Regions from separate parts of the Homo sapiens genome. Here region 1 is linked to region 2. The links are chromatin contacts, found by Hi-C in ENCODE. All regions are on one chromosome and are shown on one strand. The core of a region is the stretch at or near the end of the contact, and the rest is flanking DNA. Distances in the headings are between cores, read along the strand shown. Region 1 holds the start of PGGT1B (protein geranylgeranyltransferase type I subunit beta). Region 2 holds the start of WDR36 (WD repeat domain 36).

The links. Hi-C counts contacts between places; a loop is a spot of excess contacts on that map. Pooled maps may share reads with other maps.
Region 1: a map of CD8-positive, alpha-beta T cell shows a loop between it and region 2 (12-fold over the local background). The contact joins the promoter of PGGT1B here to the promoter of WDR36 in region 2. A Hi-C loop is called at or near these places in 2 of 168 maps with a recorded cell type or tissue (CD8-positive, alpha-beta T cell and naive thymus-derived CD4-positive, alpha-beta T cell), 1 of 37 single-sample maps with no recorded cell type and 9 of 50 pooled maps.

What each region holds. Positions count from the first base shown.
Region 1 is chr5:115,261,485-115,266,287 of GRCh38, forward strand. PGGT1B (protein geranylgeranyltransferase type I subunit beta) reads right to left here and starts at 1,393. Exons shown (of 9, transcript NM_005023.4): 1 at 1,228-1,393. The coding sequence starts at 1,367. It also overlaps the pseudogene RPS2P26. RefSeq lists enhancers at 1,252-1,431, 1,462-1,511.
Region 2 is chr5:111,090,532-111,094,822 of GRCh38, forward strand. WDR36 (WD repeat domain 36) reads left to right here and starts at 1,817. Exons shown (of 23, transcript NM_139281.3): 1 at 1,817-2,087. The coding sequence starts at 1,926. RefSeq lists an enhancer at 1,667-2,106.

The DNA of each region.
Region 1 (4,803 bases), core at 143-2,642, 4.2 Mb after region 2:
TACTTGAAATGTGGTGGCTACTACCAAAAGAATCACTTAATTTTTAATTTGATTTAATTAATTCAAATCAAAATAGCCAAATGTGGCTAGTGGCTACCAGATTGGACAGGGCAGCCCAGTCCTAAGTATAGAGGTAAACAAGATAGACGAAAATGTTACCTTTGTGAAGTTTATAATCCAGTGTAATAGAAAGACATTAAACAAATAAACCAATACATACGTAATGTGAGGTGGTCATTGGAAGTGGTCCCTTTAGGAAGGGTGTTTAAGGAAGGCCTCTCTAAAGATATCTGGATTATGTACATGCCTGTCTATATACTCCTATGAACACTACACTAACATATAGCACAGAACTCTATACAAATGCTTGTCTTGTTCAGCTGTACTCTGGCACCTACCATAATGTGGTTCTTGACCAAGTGTGCAGAAGTAATCTGCAAAGCTCCCCAAACTGATCCGGTCATGCAGTGTTCAAAATACACCAGCAACTCAGAATTTGGAAAACGTGGGGAAAGAACACAGCAAAAACAAGCCGCTCTTTCCTCCCATCCAGTCTCAAGCAGCTTTTGAGCTTCACTTCAAAACACAGCAATGCGGAGCAAAGATTGCCTTCTCCTTTCTTTCTTCTCATCCCCAGCTTTTACTGTAAATGAAGTCGCTTAGTCTCTGCCGCACCACACTCTTCAGCTATTGCGATACTTTTAACAGGCTGCTTCACGCAACACCACACCTCTTTCGCCTACCATTAGATTTATAGTTCCCACAAAGTTTCTAAGACCTTAGAGGTTCTCTGCCGCTCCTACACATAAAACACCATACAGACACTCTATTAAGAGTTAATGACTTTAGAGAGGACAAGGATGCACAGAAGTATTCATCTAAAAATACGACGACAAACTTTGTCCTTTTCCTTTTACACTCGGAAGTAATGAGGCAAAGTGACAGGCTATGGGAGCGGGTAAAAAAGCAGCTCAGAGTTGCCAGAAGAAAAGGGAAGTGAAAAAGCCGGAAACTGGAGATGCCACAGCCCTCGACCTACAGCCTTCCAGACCTTCCCACCGTACGGCGGGAGAGTGGGGGTAACCTCAAGCCCACTTGAAACCAGTCAGTGCCAACTGGGCGGCCGCGCAGCCCCCTTCCGGCGCCCAGTTTGCGGTCCGACTCCGCCGCGCCTTTCCGCTGGAGCCCGGGCCTTGTGCCAGCCTGGCTGACTGTGCCACGAGTTACCTGCTTGTCTCGAGTGAAGAATAGCGCTCCGGCAAAACCTGGAGGCAGCGCTGGAAAAATCGCACGTGCCGATCCCGTAAGAAATCCAGCCGCTCTCCCTCACCGCTCCCTGCTAGCCTCTCATCCTCAGTGGCCGCCATGCTGCTCCGGAAGCGACGTCCGCCGCGACCCGGAATCAGTGCCCGCGGAGAGAAAGAACCCTCCTGTGCTGAACCACAGGGTGCCGGGTGAGGGGACCTGCGCCCGCCGCAGACTAAGCCAGTATTTGAAACCGCTATCATCTGGGTCCTGTGCAGCACTTCCTCTCTCCGATATCTCCCTAGCTAGCGCATGACCCTACCTTTTCTACTCAAAGCCCTCGAGGCTTGTAAACACCTCGCAGGCCTTGTGAAAATCAAGTCCACAAATCCCTCCGTCAGAATTTTTATCTTGGGAAGCGCAAGGTCAAAAGCATCAAGTACGCTTTGAGACAATTCTGGCTCTGTAGAACCTGAGGATGGTATATCTGAAAACGAGGATGGATCAGTATAAACTTGCTAACAGATTCATTTTTGGAGGGCCAGTTTTAAGCCGAACGGTTAGGGAAACAGAAAAACAAACCAGTGGAGATAAATGTTTATTGACACTACAAAAGCTCAGAGACTTTCCTAATCTTAATCCTTTCTGGATACCAGGAATCACTTAAAAATCTGTGTATAATGCCCCCAAACATATACAACATGCATATTCATACCTATATATGACTGCTTGCGTCATTCTTTTACAAATCTTACAGATTTTACTTTGCTTGAGTCGACGTGTTATCAAGAATCAATGGTGCATCAATCTGCAACAGCAAAATAAGCTCAATATCTTCTCCAATTACCTGCATTCTAAAAAATTTAAACATGCTTCTAGTTCTTTTTTCCAAAAATAGGGATTTAAGTTGTTTAGCCGGTATACTATGCCCTTTAAACTTTCATGAGGCATTCCTGAGTAGCGGGTGGGGGGATCCACCCAATAATATAACTAAACTAGGTTCCCTGTGATCAACTTAGCTAATAAAATTTTGGGTTTAATTTTGTTAGCTTTCTTAGAAAATGTAATTCTTATACTCTATGGGCTGGGGTAATCTTACACTTATTCAACAATCCAAAGTGCTCTGAATAATTTTTGGTACTATTAACTACTTATTCACAGGTATTCCTGCATGTCTTTACAAAATGCCGCATTTAACAGCCACAGACGGATTCTAGGCTGTCCTCGGTACTTCCCTACAAATACGGAGCTCACAGTCCTTGCCCTTCAGGTGTGCCCAGTCTGGAGTTTCCACTGTTATTAAAATTAAGATCTCTCACTTAGCACACATACCCCCAAATGCCTGAAGATTTTTAAAGTGGAGTCTTATACACATTTAACTTACTGGAATCAGCTATGGACACTCTATACATTCTCAGAAAATTAATTCTAATAAACATGGCCCTTAAGTTAGGGAAGCCAAATGTTTCATCTGATTCTCAGCTCAAGGACTAGCAATCTGATCCAAATCTAGAGGAAAAATTTGCAATGTGGGACTCATTCAGAGATAATACAGAATGCCTCCTAGGTCGGTAAAAGGCTTTCCATGAGTGATTTTATCCCTACAAGATTTTTGGCATGTGCATAACAGAATGGGAATGATAGAACATCTATATAATTGAGTGTTATTTAGCCATTACATGATAATGTTTGAATTAGGTAGAAATGTACGAAAATGTGTAATGCAATTATAGCATAGTAATTAATATGTACTGTATGACTGTAACAATTTAAAAATATGTAGGTATGTTTTTTGAAAAAGTTACCCTGGAATTATGGGTACTTTATAACATTTCTTCTTTAGTGTTTTTTCTATGTTTCTTATTAATGTAGTTTTTTTGTTTCCAGGCTTACTTCATTTTATTTTTCTTGTACAACCCGATGTTGTAGCCACCGCTGGAGCCTGGGTCCTCTGCACGGAGACTCTGGTGTGGGTCTTGAGGAGGTGGTCAGTGAATTCCTGATAGGGAGACTTGGTGAATACAGTCTCCTTCCAGAGGTCAGGGTTCAGCCTGCTGTAGACCTTAGAGATGGCATAAAAAATGACCATGACGAAGTTGCCCAGGATGGCAGTGCAGCCCCTGGCTGAGGTGTAGCAGTCATTGATAGCTGCCATCAGCAGCAGCTTCTTGGCCATGGGGGCCGAGACGATGCCAGTGCTCCTGGGCGCAGGGATGACCCGCGCCAGCACAGAGCCGTGGCAGCCTGTCACCTTGCAAGGGATGGTGTGGGGCTTGCCGATCTTGTTCCCCCAGTAGCCTCTGCGCATGGGCACAACGGAGAGCTTGGCCAGGATGATGGCCCCGCAGATGGCAGTGGCCACCTCCTTGGAGCACTTAACACCCAGATCAGTGTGGCCACTGTCCCTGATGGCAACAAACGCCTTGAACCTGGTGTTCTGGCCGGTGCAGGTCTGCTTCTGCACTGGCACGTCTTCAAAACCTCCTTCTTGAGAGAGGCCCCAGGAAAAAGTCAATGATCACAGACTCCTTGATGGGCAGAGAGAAGAGATAGATCTACTCCAGGGACTTAATCTTCATGTCCTTGACCAGGCAGCCCAGCTTGGTGACAACCATCTACTCCTTGTCCTTGGTCTTGCCTCCACGAGCTCTGCAGCTGGCCCCGGCCCCGTCCATGGCCGCGACACGAGTTCCCCATCCCAGGGCCGGCTGAGACCCCAGTTCCCCATCCCAGAGCCCCCCGGGCCTCCGGGCCTCCCAGGTCCCCCGCTGCACCGGCATCATCCGCGATTTGGTGTTTTCTCAGAGAAAAAGCTAATGTACTTTTTAAACCAGTATAAGAAATATTTATTTGACATCTTGTTTATGAACCTGTAACTTCTATGAAGTCTGTAACTGAAGATATTTGTTTATCTTACATCTTTTATATAAAGGATCTATATAATAAATTCATCATTTATTTCAGATTCAGCTAGAAAAACTGATTTCTTCAGAGGAACTTCCATACTTTTCTTTATTTAAAAAAAAAATAAAAAAACAAAGCCATAAGAATCACATCATCCAGAATGCTTACCTTGGATACAGGAATTTGAAAGCTGCATTTCGGTGCAACAAAAAGCAACACGTAAAAAAGCAATATGTAAGAAACATTTTCTGTATCTTGTAGCTTCTCAGTTCTGCTTTTAATTTCCTCATCTTGCTCTGTGTTTTATTTATGTATTTATTTTTTGAGATGGAGTCTCACTCTGTTGCCCAGGCTGGAGTACAGTGGCACAATCTCAGCTCACTGCAACCTCCGCCTCCCGGGTTCAAGCGATTCTCCTGCCTCAGCCTCCCAAGTAGCTGGGAGTACAGGCGTGAACTACCACACCAGGCTAATTTTTGTATTTTTAGTAGAGATGGGGTTTTACCATGTTGGCCAGGCTGGTCTTGAATTCCTGACCTCAAGTGATACGCCCACCTTGGCCTCCCAAAGTGCTGGGATTACAAGCCTGAGCCACTGCACCCAGCCTCTATATTTTATCTCTGAACTACTTCAAATCATTACAAAAAAGTTTTG
Region 2 (4,291 bases), core at 567-3,066:
AGACTCCGTGGGCGTAGGACCCTCCGAGCCAGGTGCGGGATATAATCTCGTGGTGTGCCGTTTTTTAAGCCCGTCGGAAAAGCGCAGTATTGGGGTGGGAGTGACCCAATTTTCCAGATGCCGTCCATCACCCCTTTCTTTGATTAGGAAAGGGAACTCCCTGACCCCTTGTGCTTCCCAAGTGAGGCAATGCCTCGCCCTGCTTCGGCTCGCGCACGGTGCGCGCACCCACTAACCTGCGCCTACTGTCTGGCACTCCCTACTGAGATGAACCCGGTACCTCAGATGGAAATGCAGAAATCACCCGTCTTCTGCGTCGCTCACGCTGGGAGCTGTAGACCGGAGCTGTTCCTATTCGGCCATCTTGGCTCCTCCCCTCTCCCCTCTTTTTTAATTTAAAGAACATTTACAAATAATTAGCAACTTGTTCACTTTTAAGTCATACCAAAAACATGGCTGAAAATGTGCACTGCTATTGAGAAATCCGGGGTACAAATGAAAATACAAGTAAGTACAACATGTCAAGGACTAAATAACAAGCTCTCATTCTGTTAGCATCTGCCCCTTAATGATCTTAACATCCAAAGTGTTTGAGGCTTTGTGCCAAGAACTATAAAATAAATCAAGATTTTTTTTGTTCAAGAATGTATGAGTCAGGTATTCAAATTAGCTAACAAGTGACTTTTGTTTCATAATAATTACATTTTAGAACTGGAAGGAACCCGAGAGAGTACACTGATCTGTGTAGAGACAGACCCTCTTTATCTCTTTCAAGTACATTTACATTAGTAAATATACCCTTTTTATCCCTCTCAAGTACTAGTATAGTTACGTTAGTCACTCGACCCAAACCTTAATAGGCTGCCAAAACGTTTTCATAAACGAAATGAAATGGAAATAAAACAGTAAGAGAAGAGGTTATTCCATATGTTGAACTTTGGTCCTGGGCTCTAAGCTCACCACTGTTTTAGTTAATGTTCACATGCTCAGAGATTGTTCCCCAAACCTACATCTTGGTAAGGCAGCTGGCTCCTGAGGAGTGAGGCGTCTTGACACCCACTTCACTGGAATCAGTCTCCTTCAGCATCCTAAGGCACTCAGCTCTAATGAACTGCCCGGACTCCCGTTTGCATTATGATAAGCTCCTCTTTAGAACCTCTACTGTCTGCTTTTGACAGCCGACCTCAAGGAATACTGACTTAATCCAGGAATCCCAATAACATTTAATATTTATCTTCCTTTTCTGGGAGGAATCTACACTTATCCAAGTTGCCCAAGTGAGCAGTTCCCTCCCCACAAGTAATTAGTTCTACTCCCCAGAGGGTCTGTGAGTGAATCCCTCTGTCAGTTTTGAAATGTCCCATTATAGTTTTCATCTGTAAATATGTCAATATGTATCCAAAAGATGAGGATCTTTAAAAACGTAATCATAATGCTACTATCATATGTAAAAATGAAACATAATTCCTTAATATCATCAGATATCCAGTGTTTAAATTTTTCCAGTCTCATGTTTTTGTACATTTTTAAATAATCACATGTTTAAATCGTTTCCATCTCCAAGGCGTCGACCTCCCCTCCATTCTCCTGGGCGTCGCGCTTCCCTCTTTGTTTCCCGCCCTTGCGGTTCTGTCGGAACCTAACGAGCTTCCTTCCACCGCAAAAGAGCTGGAGAACAATGCTAGGCAACGTGCTGGAGACCTTGGCCCTCGGAACCCAAGTCACGCCTCCCATGTGAGCTCTGGAGGGAGAACTTTATGTGTTGCACTGAGGGCAGTCTCCGGAAACGCGATTCGCAGCGGGCGCCGGAAGCGGTGTTGTGTCTGCAGCTCTGGCAGAGGACTGTTCCACTAGACACGCTGAAGGGACTGGGTACGTGTTTTCCTTCAGGACCAGAGCTGAGAGGAGCTGGGATCGCGGCGGCAATGGAACGGGCCTCAGAAAGGCGCACGGCCAGCGCGCTTTTTGCGGGGTTCCGGGCCTTGGGACTTTTCAGCAACGACATTCCACACGTGGTGCGGTTCAGCGCGCTCAAGCGCCGGTTCTATGTAACAACCTGCGTGGGCAAGAGTTTCCACACCTATGACGTGAGTGACTTCTTTTGTTAGCTTCCCAGGAAAACCACCCTCCTTGGCCTCTAACTCTGTCCTGGAGCAGTCCGGTTCTCCCTTCCCATTTACCACGGGCTTCCCTTCTTTAACCCCTCCCTGTCCTATTAATATTTCGCCATCCGGTCACGTCCACGTGCTGATTTGGCACTTGCAGTCCTCCTGGGGCGTGTTTCAGAGGCAGCCTGGCCAAGGGGAAACTGCTAGAGAACATCTCAGTTGTATGGCAGTAATATTTGTTCAGTGAATATTTATTGACCTTCCCTTGAAGGTGGAAACATAATTAAGACAAACCTCTACCTCTTGCATTCTTAATGAGAGAGAAAAACATGCACGCTATTACGTTATTGGTGACACGAGCTGAGTTAGAAATTCACTCTAGGTAGAATACATTGGGAGAACCGGAGATGGTGAGATTAATTACCGTTAGGGAAAATATCTAATAGCAATCAGTTATTTTCAACTAACGCAAAGTGTCTGGCACTGTCACTCTAAGCCTTGCAGCCGTTTCTTTGCAACATAGGTGTCATTATACCGTAGCACCTTTATATAATCTATTAAAGTAAATTTCAGATAAATCACTTGTTAGTGATGATTTTTTCTCCTATAACAGTTCATCGATCATTGTAATAGTGTCTCTTGTTTACTTGTTTCTTTTGTCTTCTCCGAAAGAATGTAACCTCTGTGAGAACAGAAACCTTGATGAGGAGGATGATAATAGTCAGTGTTAATTAAGTACTTTCTTTTCTGGAAAACAGGTAGAGTTGTCTCTCTTGGAGGATTGTGAATATCAAATGGCTTATTAGCAAAAAGAGCTGGGAGGTAGGAACTAGTTGAGTTAGTGGAAAAGGAAAGTGAGGGCAGAGCTGAGGTGAAGAGCAATTGGGTTTCTCAGAGTCTGAGCTGGTAATGGAGACAGGGTGGGTTAGAACCATATTAATCATGTGAAAGTATTTAGTGTTACCATTCTCTGCACTTGTTCCTTGCTTGCTAACTTTTGCTTTTGCTGGTTAATGTTTTCTTCCTTGAAATGTAATTTTTCTGAGTTTATTACTGAAATAACTCTTGAAATCTTGTCTTTGGTACAGTGTCTTTCCTGACACTGCATTACACACAGACACAGGTGTTTTTCCCTATATTCTACTTCCAAAGAAACCCTGTGGTGAGGAGAGTAACATATTTGTACATTTTATAAAGTTAACAATTTACTTACTGTGTGTTGACATTTAGTCATAATAAAGATGGCTTTTAAGTTCTCCTCTAGTTCTAACACTGATGATACATTCGTAACATCATGGCATGTAAATGTTCTTTACCCAGACTGTACACTGCTCAGATTAACCAATGCATTGGGCTGTGACCTCTAAAACTGAAAATACTTGGGAGTAAAAAGAAAAAAAAAAGGAGCTAATGAACCTAAGTCACTAATTGGGTCTACAAGTGCTCTATCCCATGACTATGGCTATATATGCTGTCCCCAGTCAGACTTCCTACAGTCCTACAGATTAGTTTCTTCTACAGGGGAAACTAGACAAGTTGTGAATAGGTGGTGGTAGTGATGGTAGTAGCTATCATGTATTGAGCAGTTACTATATGACTGGCCCCATTCTGTTTTACACAAATTTACTCATTGAATCCTCATAACAATCCCATAAAGTAAATAAATACCTGTTTTACAGATGAAGAATTTGAGGCACAGGGAGCTTATTTTTCCAGGGTCATACAGCTGGATCAGTAGCCATGATTGGGGTCAGCAAATTACAGTCTGTAAGCCAGTCTAGCCCACTGTTTGTTTTTGTATGACCCAGGAGTTACGAATGATTTTGACATGTTTAAATGTTTGTGGGGGCAGGCTGGGGGTAGGGAGAAGGATATTTCATGACATGAAAACTATGTGAAAATCAAATTTCAGTATCTATAGATAAAAGTTTAATATACCCATGCACATTATTTATCTATTACGTATGGCTGTTTTCATGCTACGGTGGCAGAAGTGAGTAGTTGGCAACAGAGACCACATGCATTGCCTGCAAAGCCTAAAATATTTAATATTTGGCCCATTATAGAAAACATTTGCCTACCCCTTCCATCACCACTCCTGGTGAAATACAGTTGAAAATATAAACTTTCCTAATAAAGAAAATTAGTGTCAGTAAGTGTCTTTCTTATGAAGGACAGCATAG